Regions from separate parts of the Homo sapiens genome. Here all the other regions are linked to region 1. Evidence: chromatin loops called from intact Hi-C (ENCODE). Cell type or tissue: heart left ventricle. All regions are shown on one strand. Links, peaks and the distances in the headings refer to the core of each region. The heading gives the core; the rest is flanking DNA.

Region 1 (5,579 bases), core at 368-5,367:
GCTCTTGCCTGTAATCCCAGTAATTTGGGAGGCTGAAGTGGGAAGTTGGCTTGAGCCCAGGAGTTTGAGACCAGCCTGGGAAACATAGTGAGATTTCATGCTTACAAAAATAAAAAATTATCCGGGCATGGTGGTCTATGCCTATAGTGTCAGCTACTCAGGAGGCTGAGTTGGGAGGATTGCTTGAGTCCAGGAGGTGAAGGCTGCAGTGAGCTGAGATTGTGTCACTGCGCTCTGTCCTGGGTGACAGAGCAAGACCCTGTCTAAAATAAAATAATAGATATAATATAAAAATAAGAATTCTCAATACTACTACTCCTAAGGAAAATGTCAATCAAACCACAATGAGATATCTCACCCCAGGTAGACTGGCTCTTATTAATAAGACAATAACTAATAAATACTGGCAAGGATGCAGAGAAAAGTGAACTCTTATACACTGTTGGTGGAAATGTAAAGCAGTACAGTTATTATGGAAAACAGAGGGGAGATTCCTCCAAAAAACAAAAAATAGAACGACCATATGATCTAACAATTCCACTACTCAGTATTCATAGGAATATATTCAAAGGAAAGGAACTCAGTATGTTGAAGAAGTATCTGCACTCCCATGTTTATTGTAGTACTATTCACAATAGCCAAATGTGGAATCAAATTAAGTGTCTACCAATGGATGGATGGATAAAGAAAATGCGATAACTATACACCATGAAATACTGTCCGGCCCTAAGAAAGAATGAAATCCTGTCATTCATGGCAACATGGATGAGCCATTATGTTAAATGAAATAAAGCCAGGAAGAGAAAGTTAAACACAGCATCTTCTCACACATATGTGGAAGCTAAAAATAAAGTTAATCTCACAGACGTAAACAGTAGAACAGAGCATACTAGAGGCTGGGAAAACCAGGAGAATGAAGGATGGGGAGAGCTTGGTCAATGGACAAAAGATCATAGCTAGACAAGAGCAATGAGTTCTAGCCTTCTAGAGCACTGGAGGGTGACCATAGTGAACAATAACTCATTATATACATTCAAAGAGGTAAAAGAGAAGACTGTGAATGTTCTTATCACTAAATATTGATACACTTTTGGGGTGATGGGTATACAACTTACCCTGATTTGATCATTGATTATTGCATACATGTATCAAAATAGCTCACTATATCCCATGTATATATAAAATTATGTGTCCATTAAAAATAAGAAATTTTTTAAAATTAAAAAGAGTAAAGAATAAGTCACCCAAATTAAAAACAAGCAAACCCCAAGAAAAGACTATAGTTAACAATTATATCCCTGTGTGTCAATCTGAAAATATGGCTGGGGTATGTAAGAGAAAACACTTATTGTAGAAGAGTATCTGCAGTATGGTCTTATTGATGCAAAGTCAGTGTGTGTGTGTGCGTGTGTGTGTGTGTGTGTGTATGTGCACGTGTGTTTTCCTGAGCCTATTTCATTGGAGATAGTTGCTGCCATCTGCCAGTTTCAATTCCTCCAAGGCGCAGAATGGGAAAAACTGTCTCCCTCACCTCAAAGCCTTAATAAAACATGACGTGTTTCTCTGGGGTTTGGAAGACTCAAAATGCTCAGGGTAGTGAGGTGAGAGGGCTGTGTTGATGAAAATTAAAATTTGTCATTTCTAGGTCATAGAAAGATTTATTGTGTTATGCTTTTTAAGAATGCAGTGACATTTATTAGATGTGCCAATGTAATATAGATATGTGTGTAAATATACAGCACACAATATATGTGTGTACATATATTTATAATACATACACACATAATTGCTTAGTATGCTGGCTGCATCAAGGAAAAGAAGCGTCAACTTCCATTCCCTTAATGTGGCTGAGCTGCCCCTTAGATTCTGACAGTAGAAGTGATCTTGAAATATATCCATAATTAGTAAATCTATTTATGCATCTCTTTGTCTCCAGGTACAGGTAGATTAAGCACATCCCTCTGACTCTGGGAAGGTTCTAGCAGAGGACTGAGCTGGAAAGAGGATTTCTGGGTAATTTTGGCAATCCATGTAACCCCTGTCAGCCTCAGTTGACTGAAGTATGGAATGGGGATTTACTTACTCTCTGTACGCCTCATAGAGTGCTGCAATGATCCAAAACGACGGGAAAGCTCTAGCAGCCACAGACAGCCTCTTCCCACTGCTAGCACCCAGTGCAGCTGGAGAAAGGGGAAGGAAAGAGTCCCTTGAGCACTGAGAGAGAGGTCTCGAATCTGCAGAGACCCCCGTGGGCTGTTCTTAGGGCGGTGCATGGCTCCCACTCTGTGCCCCTTCAGTCTTAAAAAGCGTCGTCTTCCTGGTTTCAGTCACACTGGGTGAGGAGGGGGTCCTGCCACAGGGAGTGGGACTCGGAGTGCAGTGAGACTGTGGACTCTGAGGTGGCTTCGCGTGGGCACCCAGGGCCTGGCAGTGTGAAGAGGATGTCCCCGCAGAGGGAGGTGGCCCAGCATGGGGGTTGAAGCCCCTAGGAGAGTGAGAAGGGCACTGAAGGAGAGCGGACCGGCCAGGGCAATGGGGCCTGAGCAGGGGGAGGAGGCTGTGGACGCGGCAGAGTGGCCTGGCTTGGACACTCGGAACTCAGCAGGGACTGCAGCAATTCTTAGTGCTAAGAATGACAAGCTTGTGTTTCTTAACTACATTCTTTAGATTTGCTGGTGCCATGTGCTGGTAAACTGTACCTGTCTCAACATCAAACTCGGATAGTGTCCCTTGCAGCACGCAGGCGAGTGCATGGTTCCCCCTGGCGGTCGGTGGCAAGCCTCACTCACGAGTCCACATTGCTACAAATCAATCAAAGGGCAACAAAGAGCGTGATGAGGGATGGGATCTTTACAATAGTCCCAAAGTGCGTCCCCACAACATAGTCACTGATTAAAATCAGAAAAAGAATAAATTTGCAGTGGCAAATTGTGACACCCACCACCTTAATTAAATGATCAACACGAACATCATCAGTCTTGGGGCAAACTAAAGTCACATGCTGCCGGGTAGAATGGGAGAAGAGCGCAGCCGGGTGTCGATGGTATTTCTGCCGAAGTTACAGAACCTGAATCTAACTGTAAGGCAATACAAACAAACAAACAAACAAAGTGAGGGGTATTTTACACAGTAACTCCCCTGTGATCTTCACACTGTGTTCAGGTCATGAAGGTGAAGGGAAGACAGAGGGACTTTGTGGGTTTCAGGACCCTGGAGAAGCGTGACAACCGAATAAGGCACATGGCTCAGAAACGGATCCTTTGCTATAAAGGACACTATTGGGGCATTGTGTACATTTTGCATAGGGCCTGAAGGCTATTTGGAGTTATTGTATCCGTGTTTATTTCTTGATTACGGTTATAATGCAAAAATGCCTTTGCGTGAAAAACACATTAAAGTATTGGGGTGTTGGGGTTTCATGTTGACAACCTACTCTCATAGGTTCAGGGGAAAAAAAAGTCGTACGATACTGGCAATTTTTCTGTAATTTTGATGTTGTTTCAGAATAATAAAATGAAAAATGAAACTGACCAAGGCCACCTGGTTAATAAGTGACAGCTCTGGGTCAAAACTCAGGTGTGCCTTTCCCCTAAAGCCATGCCCTGCCCTGCCAACCACAAGGCCCTGCACATCCAAGTTGGCCTCTGTTCCTGCTCATCACCTGCAAAACAGCCCTGCCTCCCCACAGCCAAGTTGCTGGAGCTTCGCCCCACCTGCCCCCAACCTGCACTGGCCTGACTCCCCCATTCCACACCTGGCCCAGCACCCACCACATGGTGTGGCAGACAGCACTGGGGCAGCTGAAAGACTCCATGCTACAAATTGGCACTGCCCAGCTTCCTGCTCCTGGGAGTGGGGTCCGTTGTCTGAGCTTCCGCTCCCTGGAAGAGCTCCAAACTCCTCAATGGTTTGGGATTTTTCAAACCAATTCCAAATAAGCCAGGGGAGATTTTCCTGTCTGGGTTCCCATCATTACCACCTCCACAGTTGGAGATTCCCTCCTAATCCAGATGCTCAAACCAGGACCCTAACAACTAGGGCTTCATATATCACTGGGACACTTAGCATAATCACCATTGCAGGTTGCCAGACATCACCCAAAGTGATGTTCTACCAAAGACAGAAACTGCAGCTCTCCCATGACCTTCCAGGTGCTGCCCTGACTCCTCCAGCTGAACCTGCTAGGGCAGAGGGAAGTGGAACGTGCAGCATATTTGCCTGCCACTCTGTCCATGTGCCCACCAACTCGGCTGCAGGCTCCAGAGACACTGGCTGGGGGTCCTGGGGCTCAGAGCTGAGCAAGGTTACAGGGCAGACAGGTTGGCCTGGATCAACCTGACCAACCTCAGCTGAAGCAGTGACTTCTTCATTGTCTGAAACTAAACCAGGAACCCAGTGGAGCTCCCTGAGTGCAGAGTGGGTGACCTTAGCCAGTGAGGCATTTCTCTTCTTACAGACCTGGTATTTTTCTTTACCAGGTTCTGTGCTCCCCTCAAGGGTCCTAAGTATTCCTGCAGCCTGAGTGTTCTGCAGGGAAATGTGCTGTGTAAACACTATGCCTATTTCCTGCTTGGAGAACAGGTTTTGTGGTAGAGCTCTCAGGGGTGGGGAAGAAGCCTGGCAGCCCACATGCTATAAATTCTGTTGTCCACCTTTATGCTCTAACTTGGAGGCAGAGACCCAAGCAGCTGGAGGCTCTGTGTGTGGGTGAGTTTAGCCACATCCCCTAGGTGTTCTCCAGCTTGAGGATCGCAGGCAGAGAGGACCAGCCCAGCAGCCACAGGCCTGACCAAGGCCCAGGTTGGGAAGGAGGGCAACTCCCCATTTTCCACTGGGAGGTGTTTCACAGCATGGTCAACATGGATGACCTACAAAGACCCTCATGCTTTGATATCTTCCTTGGCCAGATCCATCCCTACCAGGGACTCAGCAGGGCCTAAGCAGGGGGAGTGGGAGAACAGACCCCAAGAGGAAGGAAGACCTCATCACTGACTGTGAGAGGGTCATCACCCCCCGATGATCACCTTGAAGGGTCCAGGCTGTGGGCCCTATTCATCTCTTTTCATTCTCAGGTCGCTGATTTCTTGGAGCCTGAAAAGAAGGTAACTGGGCATATGAGGGACAGATGGAGTGAGTCAGTGAGTGAGTGACCTCATCCTTCCTTCTAACAGCCTGGGAGGGACAGGGCAGGTTTTCTGCAGAGCATGGAAGATTCAGCTGAAATCAGAGAGGTGAAGCCAGTTTCCCAGGGTAACATAGTGAGGCACTGAAAGAAAGGAGACTGCACTGGAGCCCAGGTCCCTGGGCTCCCCAGAGCTCCTTACTCTTCCTCCTCCTCAGCAGTCTTGAGACCCCACAACCTCCAGCCGGAGGCCTGAAGCATGAGGCCATGCCAGGTGCCAGGTGATGCTTGGAATTTTCCCGGGTGCTTCGGGTCTTCCCAGCACTCTGGTCTCGCCCGCCCTGCCTCTCGGGCTCTGCCCAGCTTCCTGAGTCCTGACAGAGCACAGTGGGGGAGATGTTGGCAGAGGTGGCAGATGGGCTCACGGCCATCCCTCCGGCAGGAGCAGCGACTGGAC
Region 2 (5,397 bases), core at 361-5,360, 690 kb before region 1:
CCATGTGATGGGCTTTCATGGCGCTGGGCCTTAAGGAGGTCACAGCCTTGGAGTGCAAGAACTCCCATGGCTCCTGAGTCCCAGGACTACCTGCCTTTGCTGTCCCCTCACCCAGGCCATCTGCCCCCCTCCACCTCCTGCAGGCTCACCCTTTTGTTCCCTGCTTTCTCTTTCTCTGCTTCTCTCTGCCTCCCTCTTTGTCCTTCCTTTCTCTCTGTGACCCTGTCCTCAACAACTCTTTCCCTACCTCTATTGTGCTGTTTCTCTGTGATTCTCTCCAGCCTCCTCTCCCTGTCTCAGTCCTCTCCATCTCTCTTGTTTCCTGTCTTCATTCCTCTCTTCTCTGTCTTTTTTTCTCTGCCTTTCCCTCCGTGTGTGGATCACTGGCCAGCTCTCTGGACATCTCCCTCCCTCCAACTCCCTTGGTTCTCACTGTGGGTCCTTCTGTCTTTGTCTCTTCCAGCTTTCCTTTTCTCCCCCTGGGCCCAAATCAACTTCTCTCCATGACTCCATCCTCCCATCTCCATCTCTCTCTCTCTCTCTCCTCACCTTCCACCTTCTCTCTCTCTCCCTTCTCTCTTTCTCTCACTGTTTCAACCCCTCTCTCTCTATCCTCCTTGTCTTTCTCCTTCTCTCTGTCCTTCCCCTCCCTCTCTCATCCCTTCTCTCTCTTCTCTCTGCCTGTCTCATCCTCTGACTGAACTCACCCCTGCGTTCTCTACTCCTCTCCAGTCCTGCTCAGTGAGCCTCTCACCACCGACCTCTGCCTATCACACAATTTAAAAATTACAGGAAGATGGTGGGGGGCACAGGACTTATGGAGAAATGTCTACACCCAGCTCAACTTCCCTTAGAGCTGCCTGGAGTTGGTTCTACCGAGGGCAGCTGGCTCAGTGGGGAATGGGCTCTGACAAACCCTGAGTCTCTGCGAGGCCCCTCACAGGCTCCACAGCCACTGCTGGGCCCCCTTCTATTCCCTGTCAGAAGTTGGCCACCTCATGGGGATGTATTACTGTCTATCTGCTCACAAGGCACCACTGGCAGTCACTAGGAGCACAGTGACTCTTTCTAGAATGAATGAGCACAACCTCCACCCGTGGCTGGATACAGGATATTCCCCCACCCCAGAAGCCCCCCTCGGACCCTTCCCAGTCAACACTACCCAAAGGGTAACCCTGCTTCTGTGTCCAGCAAGGCAGTATCTGCCTGAGTTTGAATAGTGTATGAGGAGTCACACCTGGTATACCCTGGGGTGTGAACTGGTCCTCCAGGAAGCGGACACCCAGAAAGATAGGACTGCAAATGTTTCTAAAGGGAAACACTGGAAATGAGAGAGAGAGGAGGAAGCATGGGACATGGAGCATCAAATATGGTAGAGACTTTTCCAAGATATCATGGCCCAGGAGACTCTTCAAATTTCAAAATTATCCTGTAAGGTAAAAAGATTTCGGTTTATTTCCAGGTGACCTTCTTTTGCCCAATATACATTTTGTCTTCTATGAAATATCTGTGCCCCTGCTGAATACTTCTGTGTGTGGCCATATCTGTGTCTGTATGTCATGGAGAATAATTATCCACAGATCACAGATACAAATCTCAGAGTTTAACTGTGTATGCATTTTTAGGATCTCTTCATCTCGTAAGGATCTGAATTCTAATCTTGGAGACAGGGGCTTTCCCTTATCTTTTGAAAGAGAAACTGGAAATCCCAGAGCCTGAGCTGCTACACCCTAAGGTTTATTAAATGAACTTCAATGAACACCTTTTGCTGATCTTCTGAGTGGAAATATTTTCATTTAACCAGCGGGAGGGGTGAGGCTCTACCATCTACCAGCTATTTTGCAAGATGCCTTCCTTATGAGCTTGGTCTCCCTGTCCTCACCATGACCTCATAATCGCATCATTCCCAGCTCATTTCTGAGAAAGCTGGGGCTCTGAGCTCTACTGAGAGTTGGTGTCTGGGCTTAGGCAGCAAAGACACAGGGAAGGGGAAGCATTTTGCCTGCCAAGGTTGGGAGATGCAAAGCTGAGAGTTGTGGGTGGGAAGGAGAGGGTGCAGGAGATCAGAGTAGGTCACAGCAGCTCAGGATTGGCCTTGAGTTTCCAGCCAGAGTTGGCCTCATTCTGAAGGCCAAGGCCGCAGCTCCACTGAACCAGACCCATCCTCATTGTTAGTCTCCTTAGGCCGTGAAAACTCAGGGAGACAGGTTCCCCTGACAGAACCAAGTTAAAATTTTCAGACCTCTAGGCATTCATTCACCCCGATCTAGAGCCTTCATGCACCCAGGGAAAGAATCATCTTCCTACCGATAATGGACTAAAGGCTGTAGGGCAACAAGGAAGTGCTGGGGTGGTAATTTCCTGTGCACAATGTGGTATCTGAGCTCCCATGGCAGCTCTGTGTGGCCCTCACCGCAGCCTCCATGCTCCTGCTCACGCTGCTTGCCTGGCTAGGAGCAGCCTTCCAGCTCTACCTGAGTTCAACAACCCCCCATGTCACACCTCCCTGCTTCAGCTTTCTCTTCCACAGCCTCCTGTTTACTCCCAGGAGATTCTGTCTCCTCCTTCTGCACCCTGTGTCCCTTCACTTGTGTTTCCATTGGGCTGGTCAGAAGCTCTGTGCCCTTCAGTGTGGGTCTCTCTGCTGCAGCACACAGGATGCCCTGCCAGCCAGGGATGGGTCTCATCCCTCACAGAGCTGGCCATATGGCCCAGGTTCCACACAAGCCTGCAAAACTTGTATTTCTAGCTTCTATAAATAACCTCTGGCTGGGCACAGTGGCTCACACTTGTAATCTCAGCACTTTGGGAGGCCAAAGTGGGCAGATGGCATGGCTCCAGGAGCTTGAGGCCAGCCTGAGCAACATGGTGAAACGTGGTCTCTACAAAAAGTTAAAAAATAAAAATAGCCAAGCATGGTGTTGCACACCTGTAGTCCCAGCTACTCTGGAGGCTGAGGTGGAAGGATCACCTGAGCCCTGGAGACGGAGGTTGCAGTGAGCCAGGAGTGCACCCCTGCACCCCAGCCTTGGTGACAGAGCAAGACTCTGCCCCCACCCCTTAAAATGAAAAAAAACTCTTTCCTCATCTACAGAAGATACCTTCTGCCAAGGTCATGATGAGGAAATAATGCAACTGACTTGTACTCTCAGAAACTTGAGCAAAGTGACCACATCCTCAGCCAGTGCAAAGCCCTGCAGTACAATCTGTAACATTTCTATTCATTCAGAAAGGGAAAGATGAATCCATTTTGCAACTCAGTTCATACTGTTCAGATAAATATACCAAGTAGTACATGTGGAGGTCGTGGTCGAGGTCCTACAGGCAACAATGGGTAGGGGAGCTGGTTGAGGTCCTGGAGGAGTTCAGATAGCAGAGGCCAGCCAAGTGGAGGAGGTGGCAGATGTACTAGAGGAGACCCTGGTGGAGGAAGTGGCTGAAGTCCCAGGGACCACAAATGGAGATTATTGAAGTAACCGAGGAGATTCATGTGAAGGTGGTTATTGAGGGGCCAGACGCCACCCAGGTAGAAGGGGTGGCTGAGGATCCAGAGGTTACTAAGTGGAGATGTAGTCGGAGGTCCCAGAGGCCTCACAGAACAAAAAGGTAAATGATGTCCTAGAGGAAGGCAGCTATAAAAGATGGATGAGGTCCTGGAGGGAAGACACATGCTGGACGTGGATGAGGTCTGGGAGGACCAAGAGCTGTAGGAGGTGGATGAGGTCCCGGAAGACAGACACATGTAGCATGTTGATGAGGTCCCAGAAGACTTACAGCTCCAGGAGGTGGATGAGGTCCCAGAGGACCAACAGCTGCAGGAGGTGGATGAGGTCCCAGAAGACCTACAGCTGCAGGGTGTGGATGAAGTCCCAGAGGACCAACAGCTGCAGGAGGTGAATGAGGTCCCGGAAGACCAACAGCTGCAAAAGGTGGATGAGGTCCCGGAGGACCACCAGCTGCAGGAGGTGGATGAGGTTCCGGAGGACCACCAGCTTCGAGAGGTGGATGAGGTCCCGGAGGACCGACAGCTGCAGGAGGTGAATGAGGTCCCGGAGGACTGACAGCTGCAGGAGGTGGATGAGGTCAGATGCATGCCGTGGGTCAATGAGGTCATGGAGGACCAACAGGTGCAGCAGGTGATTGAGGTCCTGGAGGATTGACAGCCGCAGGTGGTGGATGAGGTCCGGAAAGACAGGCAGCTGCAGTAGGTGGATGAGGTCCTGGAGGACTGACAGCTGCAGGAGCTGGATAAGGCCCCAGAGAACAATCGAGTGGAGGAGGTGGTTAAGTTTTCAGGGGACTCTCTAGTGCAGGAGGTGGCTGAGTTCCCAGAGGACAGTCGAGTGGAGGTGGTTGAATTCCCAGAGGACTCTCCAGTGGAGGAGTTTGTTGAGGTCCCAGAAAACCTTCAGATGGAGGGAGTGTTTGAGTTCCCAGACAACACCCAGGTAGAGGAGGCGGCTGGCAGCCCATCAATGGTCCTGAAGGGCCAGCCATGACATCGGGCAAGTAGGGCCATTCTGAGAAAGGATGAGGCTTCCCTGTAGCCACATTGACCTACAAGTCAGGAGGAGAAAATGTTTTGAAATATATGAATATGATGGACACAAAAACACCAAAACCAACACAAGCTGCACCTTATGCCTCAGGTGATAGTCCCTTGCACCTTTCCCTCCTCCAGGTTTCAAAATGGCAGCATCAATGCCATAAAGTGTCCCTTCAACTGAGTCCTTCCAACAGCAGGGGAGTGAAGAAAAGTCGTGGGGACAAACTGCTATCCCCACACGCCACTCTGTCTGCAAATGTACGCAGGCTGGGGCCTGTCCCTGGGAAGACAGAGTCATAACCCAGTAATAAAGAAGCATGTTTCTGACACAGGGGTGTCTATGTCTATCCTAATTCCTCCCTCACCATCATCACCGGAGCATGTTCCTTGCATCAGATAAACAGAGAGAAACAGAAGCATGAAAAGCCCATTGTCCACACATGAGTCACAGCTACTCTTAAGAGAATGGCCTCCAGGCTTTTCATGTGCTGTCTCTGATTCTCAGAAATCTACAAGGTCAGTGTGACCACCCTGCTCCAAATCTAAGAAAATAGAGGCTCCAGAGGAAGGAGAAATTTCACCTAGCATCACACAGCTTGCAAGAAGCAGAGTGGAAGTCGATTCCAGCTCTGCCTGCAAGACCCTCTCGTCCCCCTTCTGCTTCCCTTCTTGACAAACGGTCTTCTCTACTTTGGAAGCGCCATCCATGGGCACAAAGAGCTATGGGGAGATGGGGATTCCTGAAGAGCTACAGGGGAACTGGGAGAGGGTTTTCTGACGGAATAATCTTACCTAGAGATAGCAGTTTGGCACGGTTATCATATTTCTTTAACTTCTAGGTAATACCAAAT
Region 3 (5,579 bases), core at 240-5,239, 490 kb before region 1:
TATTAAAAGGCCCCCAGACATCCTTACCTGCATGGTAGGGCTCTAGGTGCGGTACCACAACAGAGCTTATTAGGATGGAGAGTCTAAAACAGTGTTGATCATTTCTCCCTCCCCTAAACCCCTAGGGATTATGGTTGGCAGGTGTAATTATCCTCTCTTTGTGGAGGAGGGAAAAAAATGAAGACTAGAGGTGTCAAATGGAATGCTTAGAGTCACGTGTAAGATGCCTTGCCAGGTTATTACAAACTCTTGCTTGTTCCTTTTTTTTTTTTTTTTTTTAGATAAAGTCTTGCTCTGTAACCCATGCCAGAGTGCAGTGGCACAATCTCATCTCACTGCAACCTCCCCCTCCTGGGTTCAAGCAATTCTCCTCCCTCAGCCACCCAAGTAGCTAGGATTGCAGGCACACACCACTATGCCCAGCTAATTTTTGTATTTTTTTTTAGTAAAGACAGGGTTTCACCAGTTGGCCAGGCTGGTCTTGAACTCCCAACCTTGTGATCCACCTGCCTCAGCCTCCCAAAGAGCTGGGATTACAGGCATGAGCCACTGTGCCCGGCCAACTCTTGCTTGTTTTATGCATAGTCTTTGAATACAGTGAATTTAAGAGTATAATTTAGAGTATATTGAATCACAAGTTTATCCTGGTAGGTCAGCGTGAGTAAAATAAATAAGTTAGGGAAAGGCTGGAAGTCTGTTCTTTCCAAATGCGGAGGATTGCAAACAGGTTGGTAGGAGATTTTGAAAGGTCCAGGTTTGCATGTACAAAAGGGCCACTGCAACTATGAGGCAGTTGAAATTTTGGGATTGTGCACAATTTATAACCTCCATAATGTGCAGCCCCACAAAGGATTGCCTTCATTCTTTGTGTCTTATTCAAGTCAGGAAACAAGCCGGTGATCATCCTGAGACTAAACTTAACTGTAAAATTCTACATTGTGGAAATGCATTGTACAATATGTCTTAACCAACAGATTGAATTAACAAACTGTTCTTTCTCTTTAGAACTGGTTTCAAAATAAAAGCCAGACCACCACTTAGAGAGAGACACAGAATGTTCACTGCCAGGGAACTGCATGATTCCTCTGCCAAAGGCCACCCATTTACAAGAATCCAGGAAAACCAGGTGGAATCTCCCAATGATGACCCTGAGCAGAACTTCTTGTACCCAGGAAGTTCTACTGGGTGGAGCTGGCCACTCTTCCGTGGAGACACAGGGGACTCCCAATTAACATGATGGCTCAAATAACTGTAGCCTTATGGATTAAAAGGAAACTAAGCTGTGATTTGGAGTATCCAGGTGATACAGAAAATGGCCCTTGTCGATGTAGATCAGCATTATTTCCTTATCCTTCTGCATCTCCTCCTCAGTATTCTGAAAGGGACAAGCCTGAGATGGGGGAAAGCCAGCATGCAAGGCCCTCCCCTTTGTGCTGTGTTCATGGTGTGCACGGAGAGAGGCAGCAGCAGGAGGAACAGAAAGGTTATTTTCTTTACTGACTCTTTCAAGGACATCAGCAGAATGGTTGGGAATGTCATCATGAGCAGCCTCAGCCTCAGAATTACCAGGAGAAGCTGGTCTTCCAGGATCAGGTTCTAATGTATATGAGTCACAGGATTTAGGGAAGCAGGCACTTTCCCTTCAGTCCCAGCAGCATGGTTGATGTTCCCAAGTAATGGAGAGTCCCTGTGCTCTCAGTTGTGGCACACACCTTTGCAAATAGTGATCAGATCTCCACAAACGCCTCTTGGGTAAGATATGCAGCAACATAGCTGGCTGCAGAGCAACCCAGTTCCCAAATCCAGCAGCTCTTGGATGAGAAGTCTGCAAGTGTTTACTGCTGGGACCAGGACTGTGTTTCTAGGAAATGGTGCTAGGCTTCAGAGAGCATCATCCACAGGTCATCCCACAACCATCCACACAGAAGCCTGAGGAAAAGGGCTCTGCAGAGCTTGCACATAAAGATGCTGAACTCAGGAAGGCTCTGTGAGCTGCTGGTCTCTTCTGGTAGGGCAGCAGTGTCCTGAGAAGGTGGAGCTAGAGTATGGAGAACAAAACTAACAAGCACCAAGGCAGCAAGCAAGGCAACCCCCAAATGACAGCAGTTGCCAAATCCAAAGCAATCTGTGCTTCAGAAGACAGAGGCTCTGCACAGTCCCTGTCTCAGACATTGTCTCCTCCTTAGAAGATACCTAACAACAGCACTGTGGGAGGCTGAGGTGGGTGGATCACCAGGTCAGGAGATCAAGACCATCCTTGATCTTTAGTAGAGACGGTGAAACACTGTCTCTACTAAAAAATACAAAAAAAAATTAGCTAGCCGTGGCGGCGGGCACCTGTAGTCTCAACTATTTGGGAGGCTGAGGCAGGAGAATGGCCTGAACCCGGGAGGCAGAGCTTGCAGTGAGCTGAGATTGCGCCACTGCACTCCAGCCTGGGCAACAGAGTGAGACTCCATCTCAAAAAAAAAAAAAAAAAAAAAAAAAAAAGATACCTAACAAGCAGTACAAGAATATGAAGGACCCCACTGCCCAGACTTTGTATGGAGGGGTGTCTAAGGTGGCTACAGCAAAGCTGTCATCTCCATCGACCGGGACAGCATCTCCAGCCATGATGTGTGGCCTGCTGGAACAGCAGCCATGTGTCCTTTCACAGACAGCCCACCAAAGCTCTGACTGTGAAGGACATCCCAACATCAGCCTAGCCTGCATACACTTAAGGCATAGAATCACCTGAGGCTTCTCCGTTGAAGACAGGGACTCCCGATGGAGTTGCAGCCCCAGCTTTGCACTGTAAAGAGCCCCAGGGGGCTTCTGTGCTAGAGCAGGTGTGCAGACCCCTCCTCACCCCCTTCACTGAGAGCTGCTGCCTGGAACCAGTGTTTTGACTGAGTCACCTCTGGACGTGGGCCCACAAGATCTGAGAGTGCCCAGACGAGAAGTTGAATGCCTTGTGTTGACCTGAGTGTTTGGAAAAAAGCCCCAAACTTTGAAACAATTTTCATAATTTTGAGCTTCAGGATGTGGAATCACTTCTCAAGTATTCTGGAGTTCTGTCCATCAGAGCGGGTCCTGCCAATGCTGCCCTGTGCAGCGCTTCAGGCTGCATCCCTCCCACTAGGGGGCGCCTTTCACATAGTGGCGCCTGCCTTCTAGAGGAGCAACATTTCCTGAACTGCAGGGTTCCCTCGGGGCTTTGTGTAAAACACATCCACTGCATAGAATTTGTGTTATTTCCATTTTGTTTTCTTGACAATATTTAATTAATTACAAAATGATGTATGTTATGATAGTTTAAGCAATACAGAGAGTAACCAAACAAAAGCTTGGTCTTTTATTCTCGCACTCTGAATTTACAGTCCTGAAAACTCTAAACTCATCATATAATCTATATTGTAAAGACTTTGATAATCCCTTCCCTTGCCTTTCCTTTCCCCATTCCCCCTTCCCCTTCCTTCTTCTACATTGTATGATGTTTTTCATATTTACATTCTAACCAATTGTGTCATGTGATACTAATTTGCAGAATAAAGCATGTTTTGCACATATTTCCAAGTCATATAACATGCAGACATACTTCATTTTGTAAATATCTTCCTTCTCTTACTATAAGATTGAGAATAGGTAAAGAGCAACTCTCCAATGCAGGTGATGAGTGTGATTTGCACTATCACTTTGGACAGCCAATTGGAATATTTATTGAAGTCATAGATGCCCAGCAATTCTGTTACTGGATGTGTCTCATAGACAAACTCTTGGACATTCTTATAGAACACTGAGCCCAAAGAAGACACATCATATAATGTAAGAAGCTAGGACAGCTTAAAAAAAAAAGGCCTAGATCTGTGTAATTGTGTGAGTGTTCTCGGACATACTGTTTGTAAAAAATCGAGTTATTGAGTAGTTTGATAATATGATAATCATGAAAATAAAGGATAAAGCAGCGAGTAATTATTATTCTTCGATATATACCTGCATTCACACATGGAAAAGATACAAAAAAATGAATGGGGTTTACATTCACTAAATTACTAAAGTTACATTTGGATAAGGAAGAAAAATGTTTTTTTCTTTAAAGTTATGAAACATACCTTGTAAAATCAAAGGCACAGCACTTTGATTCAATGAATAAAAGAGATACCACAGATTTGTCCCTCACCAGTGAGGGGTGAGGTATTCCAACCCTGCAAGCAGATGTACATGTTGAAACTATCTTCAAGAAAACAGAACCAGGGCTGGGCGTGGTGGCTCATGCCTGTAATCCTAGCACTTTGGGAGGCCAAGGTGGGTGGATCATGAAGCCAGGAGTTCGAGACCAGCCTAGCCAATATGCTGAAACCCCGTCTCTACTAAAAATACAAAAATTAGCCGGGTGTGGTGGCACGCGCCTGTAGTCCCAGCTACTCAGGAGGCCTAGGCAGGAGAATTGCTTGAACACGGGAGGCGGAGGTTGCAGTGAGCCGAGTGCACTGCACTCCAGCCTGGGCGACAGAGCGAAACTCCATCTCAAAAAGTAAATAAATAAATAATAACAATAAAATAAAAATAAATAAACTACATTTCTCTCAAAGTCAGCAGCTTGATCTATGTCCAGGAATGACCGAGCATAGCTTGGAGGTTAGAAACAAGATGGAGTCAATTTTGTCAGACTCAAATTACTGTCATAATTTTGCAAAGGTGGTTTCAGAAGGTGACCCTGTCTTTGGAGCCAAGAATGGGGAGTTAGTGCCTAGAGGCAGAATTGAGATTGGCTTGTCATTACTTGAGATTGTATTTTAGGCTCTAGAGAGAAAGGTCTGAGCCTGGTTCTGGTGGGAATGTTGGGCCTCATTCCCCGGCAGGGGCAATTGGAACTTTGAGCAAGCTGGGAGTGTGAAATGAAGCTCTAAAGACGTCCAGAGGAGATGGACGTCTTCTGGCTGAAAGAGACACTCAGATGAAGATGATGGGAGCCAAGGGGCCATGGTGGGGTGAGAGAAGAGCAGTCATGCATTCCTCTTCCCAGGAGAGGGCAGATCTAGACAAACATCCTGTTTGCACCTCTGAGCTAAGATGGCTTCTGAAACCAGAGCCGAGACACGTGGCTGGAAATCTCCTGCCAGCTGCCTGAAAGGGGCACCCTACAGAGACCACTGGCTTTGGGCTTAGAAACTACCCAACTGAGACACAGTTATTTTCAACCAGTGAGGTCTGAACCAGTTTCAATCCTCATTTGCATGTACAGACCATATTGACGTCTAGCGCAGGACCTTTCCCTATTTAAGCCAGGACCTCTTTTTGTTCTTTGGAGCTCAATTTTTGTCTTACACTGGAGCCTGTGTCTCCCCGATCCGTAGATTTTGCATTTATTTATTGTTATAGACAATAAAGCCTTTAGGCCGGGCGCAGTAGGTCATGCCTGTAATCCCAGCACTTTGGAAGGTTGAGGTGGGCAGATCACTTGAGCTCAGGAATTCGAGACCAGTCTGGACAACATAGTGAAATCCCATCTGTACAAAAAATACAAAAATTAGCGTGGTGCAGTGGTCTGAGCCTATAATCTCAGCTGCTCAGGAGGCCAAGGCTGGAGAATTGCTTGT
Region 4 (5,579 bases), core at 413-5,412, 370 kb before region 1:
AAAGAATGACTCTCAAGGGTTAGGAAAATTGCTTAAAATAGGATAACTAGGATGAACTTGACCCATCTATGTTAGAGGGTTTTATAAAACTAGCATAATTGAAGTTGTATATTAATGACACAGAAATAGAACAATGAAGAAGAATAGAAAGGCTAAAAATGGGCTCAAGTATGTATATATACACGTATGTGTTCTATATGCATGATAAAGAGAGAATGCCAAAATCATAGGAAAACAATGACTTACCAATGAATCATTCTGGGTTAAATAAACATTTAGAGGAAGTGTAAAATCAGATTATTTTATTACATATACAAATTAAAATTAGAAGAAAATATAAGTAACAATTTATGTAGTCTTGGAAGGAAAAAGAGCTATCTAAGAATGTTATCAGACAGGGGAACCCAAAGTGATAATATTGATATATCTGACTACATAAGAAATACGTAAAACTTTTCTACTGAAAAGTAAAACACAATGTAAAAGAAAAGTGGTTATGTATTTGCAATGTACACAACAGATAAATCAATAAGAAAATAATGAATATCTAAATAGGAAAATGGCATAAGAATGAGAAGAGGAAATTCATAAAGGAAGAAATACTAATGGCCAATAGTACTGATACGTGAAAAATGCATAATCTTAGTAGTAATTTTTAAACCTTAATGAAACAGTAATATGTATCCCAAAATCTATGAGATAGAGTTACAGCTATACTCAGAGGAAATAAGTAACTTTGCTTTCATTACTAAAATTTTAAAAATAAAAAAACATGGACTGAAAATAGTTGAACTAAGTGTTCATCTTCTTAAAACAAATTTTTAAAACAACAAAAAAAGGACAAAACAAATAAATATAAAAGTGAAATTAATGAAATATAAAACAAATGACAATAATAGAAATAAGTTGGGCATGGTGGCTCATACCTGTTATCCCAGCACTTTGGGAGGCTGATTGGGGAGGATCACTTGAGGTCAGGAGTTAAAGACCAGCCTGGACAACATACGGAGATCCTGTCTCTATAATAAATAAATAAATATTAGCCAGGTGTGGTGGCGTGCACCTGAAGTCCCAGATACTTGTGAGGCTGAGGCAGGAGGATCACTTGAGCCCAGGAAGTCGAGGCTGCAGTGAGCCATGATTGTGACACCGCACTTCAGCATGGAAGACAGAGCAAGACCCTGTGTTGACAACGACAAAAAGCAATAATAGATATGACAAATTATCTCAGAAACTAGACTTTTTAAGAGTTGAATTAGACAAATACATGTTGATAAATCTGTATAAGAAAAAAAAAAGCCAACATATGTAGTAGCGATAAGAAAGGAGCAGAGATACAAAAAAGATAAAAAGAATTTTGAGATAACATATTCACTTCCTTTTAGGCATTGATCAGAATTGAAAGCAGCAAGAACTCAGGGAATTTGGCATCCCTTCCCATCCTTCCCTTGCTTTTGCTCTGTGGCTTGGGGTCAGATTTTACACTCCTTGCCCTGAAGCTCCAGGTGGTTTACATCTCCCTGGCTGAGGAGGAAAGCGGCACTGCTTTTTATCTGATGTGGAATTTAGCTCATAATCTTGGTGCATTAGGCAAGCACGACCATATAACAGTGAGTGTGATGTTAAACCATGTCTCATCACCTTCCCCTCCATCTCAGCCATGGTTGGGAGCTTCTACCTCTGGACTCCCCAGACCCTTTTCACATAGTGAATCCAAAATGTTCATGACCTTTTCTGATTCCTGCCCTTGGGGTGCTTGGGAACCAGATCCCATCAGTGTAGGAGAGATGACCACCCAGGAACTGCTTGCAGACAGCACAGGAAAGGGTCAGCACTGCTGGGCAAGGTGAGGTCTCCAGAGGATGCTCTCACTGGGGAAAAGGGTCTCACATGCAACTCGGCATATGGCTTTTGGTGGTACTTCTGTAATTGTCAAGGTCATAGATTCTCATGGGGATAGGAAGCTGGACACATCAGGAGCTCTGGGCAGGGCTGGAGGGCTGGACAATGAGTCTTTTTCCCCACACCATCTCACATCCCTTGGTAATGACTGTGGGGTTAAATGGCTTTCAGGATCTTTTCCAGGCTGTGTAGGAGATCGTTGATTAGTTGCATCTGGCACAGATATCGGGGAGGAGAGGGTAAGTATGTGTGCTAATGTTTGTCATCCTTGGCTTAAGAGGGCACTGCCCTGCAGGTCCATAGGGTACCCAACAAGGGGGTTGCCCCCAGCTTCATCATGCACCCAGTGAAGGCACCTTCAGGGACTTCTGCAAGAATCCTGTGCTTCCACCAGCTGACTTCCCAGGAAGCCCAAGAACAAGAAACAAGAACAGTGTAGAAGCTGGCGGAACAACAATGTCATTTCCATTTGAGATCCCCTAGGAGATCCCCACCATCCATCTGTGCACCGGACCCTCTGCTGGTGGCCTGATGGGTCCCAGGCAGAGTCCCTAAACTGTCCTGAGTTACAGGTTCCCAGCCTGAACCCCTTTGTCCTTTTGAAATGACGCGAGGTCATCACACGAAAATCACAAGCATATACTTAGTAGTGTTCTCCAAAAGAACCTGATTCAGAGAAAAGTCCAGATTCTTTCCCTGCTGATGCTGAGGAAAGAAAAAAGTGACTGCATTTGAGAGAGATACCCAAAAAGTCCGCAAAGGGAACCCAGAGAGAAGCCCACAAATCCAGCCCCGACAGGGCTCGGGCAAGAGCAGCAGCAAAGTCCTGTCTTGAGGGGATTCTGAAATTGCCTCGGCCACAGAGACCTGTGGAGGGGCAGGCAAGGAGAGTGTGGGGGTGGCCTGTGGGTCCTGCCCTAAAGAGATCACATTCTAGGCTTGGAAAGGAGACAGATGTATAGACAAGGAGCAGAGCATCCCGCCAGTCCCCGGGGCTTGCTGTGCACTGAGGGCTGTCGGGATCCAGCATGCTGAAGACCTGCGGTCACGCAGTAGGAGCGTGCGTCTGGCCCTGGCCCTGCAGGGTGGGGGCACAACCCCAGTGAGCAAAGCAACCAGGACAATCGTCGAGAGGAGGAAAGCGGGAGCATCCGAAGTTGCAGACAAGGTGCTCATGTGATCCCACCACTCACCTGGCTGGGCTTGAGTCTCTCTGGGTTTGCTGGCCTTGTCTTGGAGGCAACCAGCAGGGGGCAGCACGAGGCCACAGCACCAGCTGCACATGGCCACTGCTGCCGGGGCCAGGGATACTCAATTATCAGAGAAAGGAGGCTGTGTCCGTAACCATATTCCAAAATGAGTTTTGCTGTTTCTCTCTTGGATCCAGCTTAGAGCTGAGTTAAGCTCCAGAGAAGGGAATTGGGTCACACATTTTGGTGGAGGACTCAGATTCATTCATTCATTATTCATTCACTTATTCATTCAACAGTTATTGAGTGTGTATGTGGTTCCCAGCCCTTTTCAAGGCAGTGGGACTGCAGAAGTGAGTGATATGGTCTTGTACTAATAACAACAGCAGGGACTAATGTTTGCATGGCATTTATTGCAGGCCAGTGCTGTCCTAATTGCCTTGCTTATATCAGTTCATCTATTCCTTCAACAACCCTCTGAGGTGGACACTGTCATGATCCCAATTTTACCAAGACGGGAACTAACACACAGAGAGTGTATTATGTGACTTGCCCAGGTCACACAGGTGCAAACTGGTAGAACCAGGATTTGAATCCAGGCAGTCTGACTCCAGAATCCTTACTCTTTTTATTTTTATTTTTATTTTTATTATTTTATTTTATTTTTTTTTGAGACAGAGTCTCACTCCATTGCCCTGACTGGGGCACAATGGCACGATCTCTGCTCACTGCAACCTCTGCTTCCTGGGCTCAAATAATCCTCCTGCCTCAGCCTCCTGAGTAGGTGGGATTACAGTCATGCGCCAACATGCCCGCCTAATTTTTTGTATTTTTAGAGGTGGGGTTTGGCTGTGTTGCCCAGGCTGGTCTTGAACTCCTGAGCTCAGATGATCTGCCCCCTTCAGCCTCCCAAAGTGCTGGGGTTACAGGCGTGAGCCACTGACCCCAGCTAGATTCCTTATTCTTAATGACTTTGCAACACTGACATAACTTAAGCAGATAGCCAAGATGATATCAGATAACCATAATTCTTAGAAGAAAATAAAATGGAGTGTTGTAATGGTGACTGGGGTTGGAGCAACCTTAGCTTCAGTGGTCAGGTAGGGACTCGGGTGGTGGGGGGAATGGTGACATACAATCCAAGACCTGGCAGGGGAAGAGGATCATATTAGTGCTCAATCTCTGTGGACCCCCCGGTGTCCTAGAACACAGCTTAGGACCCCTTACAGAGGACCTTTTGTCCATGACCAAGCACCTCAACTCCTCACCCAGAGTCTCCGGGGTCAGCCCGAGCCAATGTTCTTCAGTGGGGAGTAGGCAGAGGTAAACCTGGAGACAGGCTGGGGAGGTAGGGGCTGAGCCCCCGCCAGTGGCAGGATGCTGAGAACATCAAGCACTGGGTTCTGGTTTCCATACTGGATTGCTGGTTTCCATACAAGCACTCAACACACACTCACACATGTACAACAATACACACAAACAGCCCCAAGCCCATGTGCACACAATTCCCCCCTCAAGGTCTCACGCATCCAGTGCCTCACGTGCTCTGAAGCTCCTCAGAGCTGTCTCAACCTCAGACCTCCTCCCTAAAGTCACAGGAAGCAGTGAAACCCTGGAAATAGGGAAGGTTTAGGTCTGCAGTTGGTTTTCACTAGCGGGGCGCTGGTCCGTTGAGGGAGATTATTTGGGGTCTGACACTATACAGTTAAGCAGCACTCCCTTCACCTCATGAGGGGCCTGTAAGGAATGGGAAAATGCTGGCTTCCAGGCTCCAGGGCTGCACTGTACGGTGAGAGGCAGGCAGAAAGCCACTGTGGTGTCTGCATTTCTTGGGGCAGTGGTTTCAAAACTGGCCAAACATCCGGTTCACCTGAGGAACCCATGAAGATGACAGATTTCTGAGGTTTTCACTCACTGGGTCCAGAATGAGGCCAAGAGCCTATGATTTTGTCAAGCATTCCAGTCAATTCTGCTGGTCACTACTCAGAAGAGAGGTACAAGGTGGCACAAGCATAAGCCAGGGCAGGGCAGGCTGGGCTGTGGGTTGGCAATGGCTAGCCTCACCCAAGGCATTTGCTTGGTTAATGAATGGCTGCTTGCCCCCAGCTTTTTTGAAACATACACCTGTGTTTGCTGGACAAACCACAGGTTCATAGTTGGGGACACTGTCTATTCCTCACACAGTGGCCACCAGGGTTGTAAGCACCCTTTCCCAGATGGCCCACTGCCCTGATCTCCTCCCCTCTTCCCAGCAGCCCATCAGCCACTCAGGGTTACCAGGACAACATCGTTTTATAAAATCTACTTCCCGGCATCTCCAGCCCAGGCCCTCTGATAGCAACCAATCCCTTTCCAGAATGGAAAAACCCTGAGCTTTGGCAGGCTCAAAAGCACAGACCAGTTACATAATGACAAGCAAACAGCCTTCCAGGTCAGAGGCTCTGCTGTGACACAGAGGGCAAGTCCAGGGACTGACTGTGACCCCTG

Evidence for each region. A loop is a pair of places that touch in the nucleus more often than their neighbours do. Peaks named below come from ENCODE experiments on the same cell type or tissue, not always from the same donor. Only the 100,000 strongest peaks of a DNase experiment are listed, where the experiment ranks them.
Region 2: a loop joins it to region 1, with 11 times the contacts of the local background. A loop is called at or near these places in 4 of 110 quality-filtered maps.
Region 3: a loop joins it to region 1, with 6 times the contacts of the local background. A loop is called at or near these places in 13 of 110 quality-filtered maps.
Region 4: a loop joins it to region 1, with 5 times the contacts of the local background. A loop is called at or near these places in 58 of 110 quality-filtered maps.

Annotation. Positions count from the first base shown.
Region 1 is chr10:79,559,492-79,565,070 of GRCh38, reverse strand. It overlaps SFTPA2 (surfactant protein A2), which reads left to right and starts at 4,664. Exons shown (of 6, transcript NM_001098668.4): 1 at 4,664-4,707; 2 at 5,073-5,102; 3 at 5,565-5,579. RefSeq lists an enhancer at 2,470-2,983. In heart left ventricle, for the core only: a CTCF peak has its summit at 2,753 (motif pointing left); a DNase peak (open chromatin) is centred at 2,750; H3K4me3 peaks cover 478 bases; H3K27me3 peaks cover 722 bases.
Region 2 is chr10:80,251,444-80,256,840 of GRCh38, reverse strand. LOC100130698 (a long non-coding RNA gene) reads right to left here. Exons shown (of 6, transcript NR_136612.1): 6 at 1,433-4,557. Among named protein-coding and RNA genes, the nearest start is that of MAT1A, 36 kb to the left of the region's middle. RefSeq lists enhancers at 1-489, 2,955-3,074. In heart left ventricle, for the core only: no CTCF peak of the experiment used is centred there; a DNase peak (open chromatin) is centred at 2,740.
Region 3 is chr10:80,044,605-80,050,183 of GRCh38, reverse strand. TMEM254-AS1 (TMEM254 antisense RNA 1) reads left to right here. Exons shown (of 4, transcript NR_027432.1): 4 at 1,006-3,951. Among named protein-coding and RNA genes, the nearest start is that of TMEM254, 31 kb to the left of the region's middle. In heart left ventricle, for the core only: a CTCF peak has its summit at 3,118 (motif pointing right); a DNase peak (open chromatin) is centred at 3,103.
Region 4 is chr10:79,927,166-79,932,744 of GRCh38, reverse strand. It overlaps the pseudogene BMS1P21. Among named protein-coding and RNA genes, the nearest start is that of SFTPD, 19 kb to the left of the region's middle. In heart left ventricle, for the core only: CTCF peaks have their summits at 2,938 and 3,139 (motif pointing right); a DNase peak (open chromatin) is centred at 3,164; H3K27ac peaks cover 498 bases.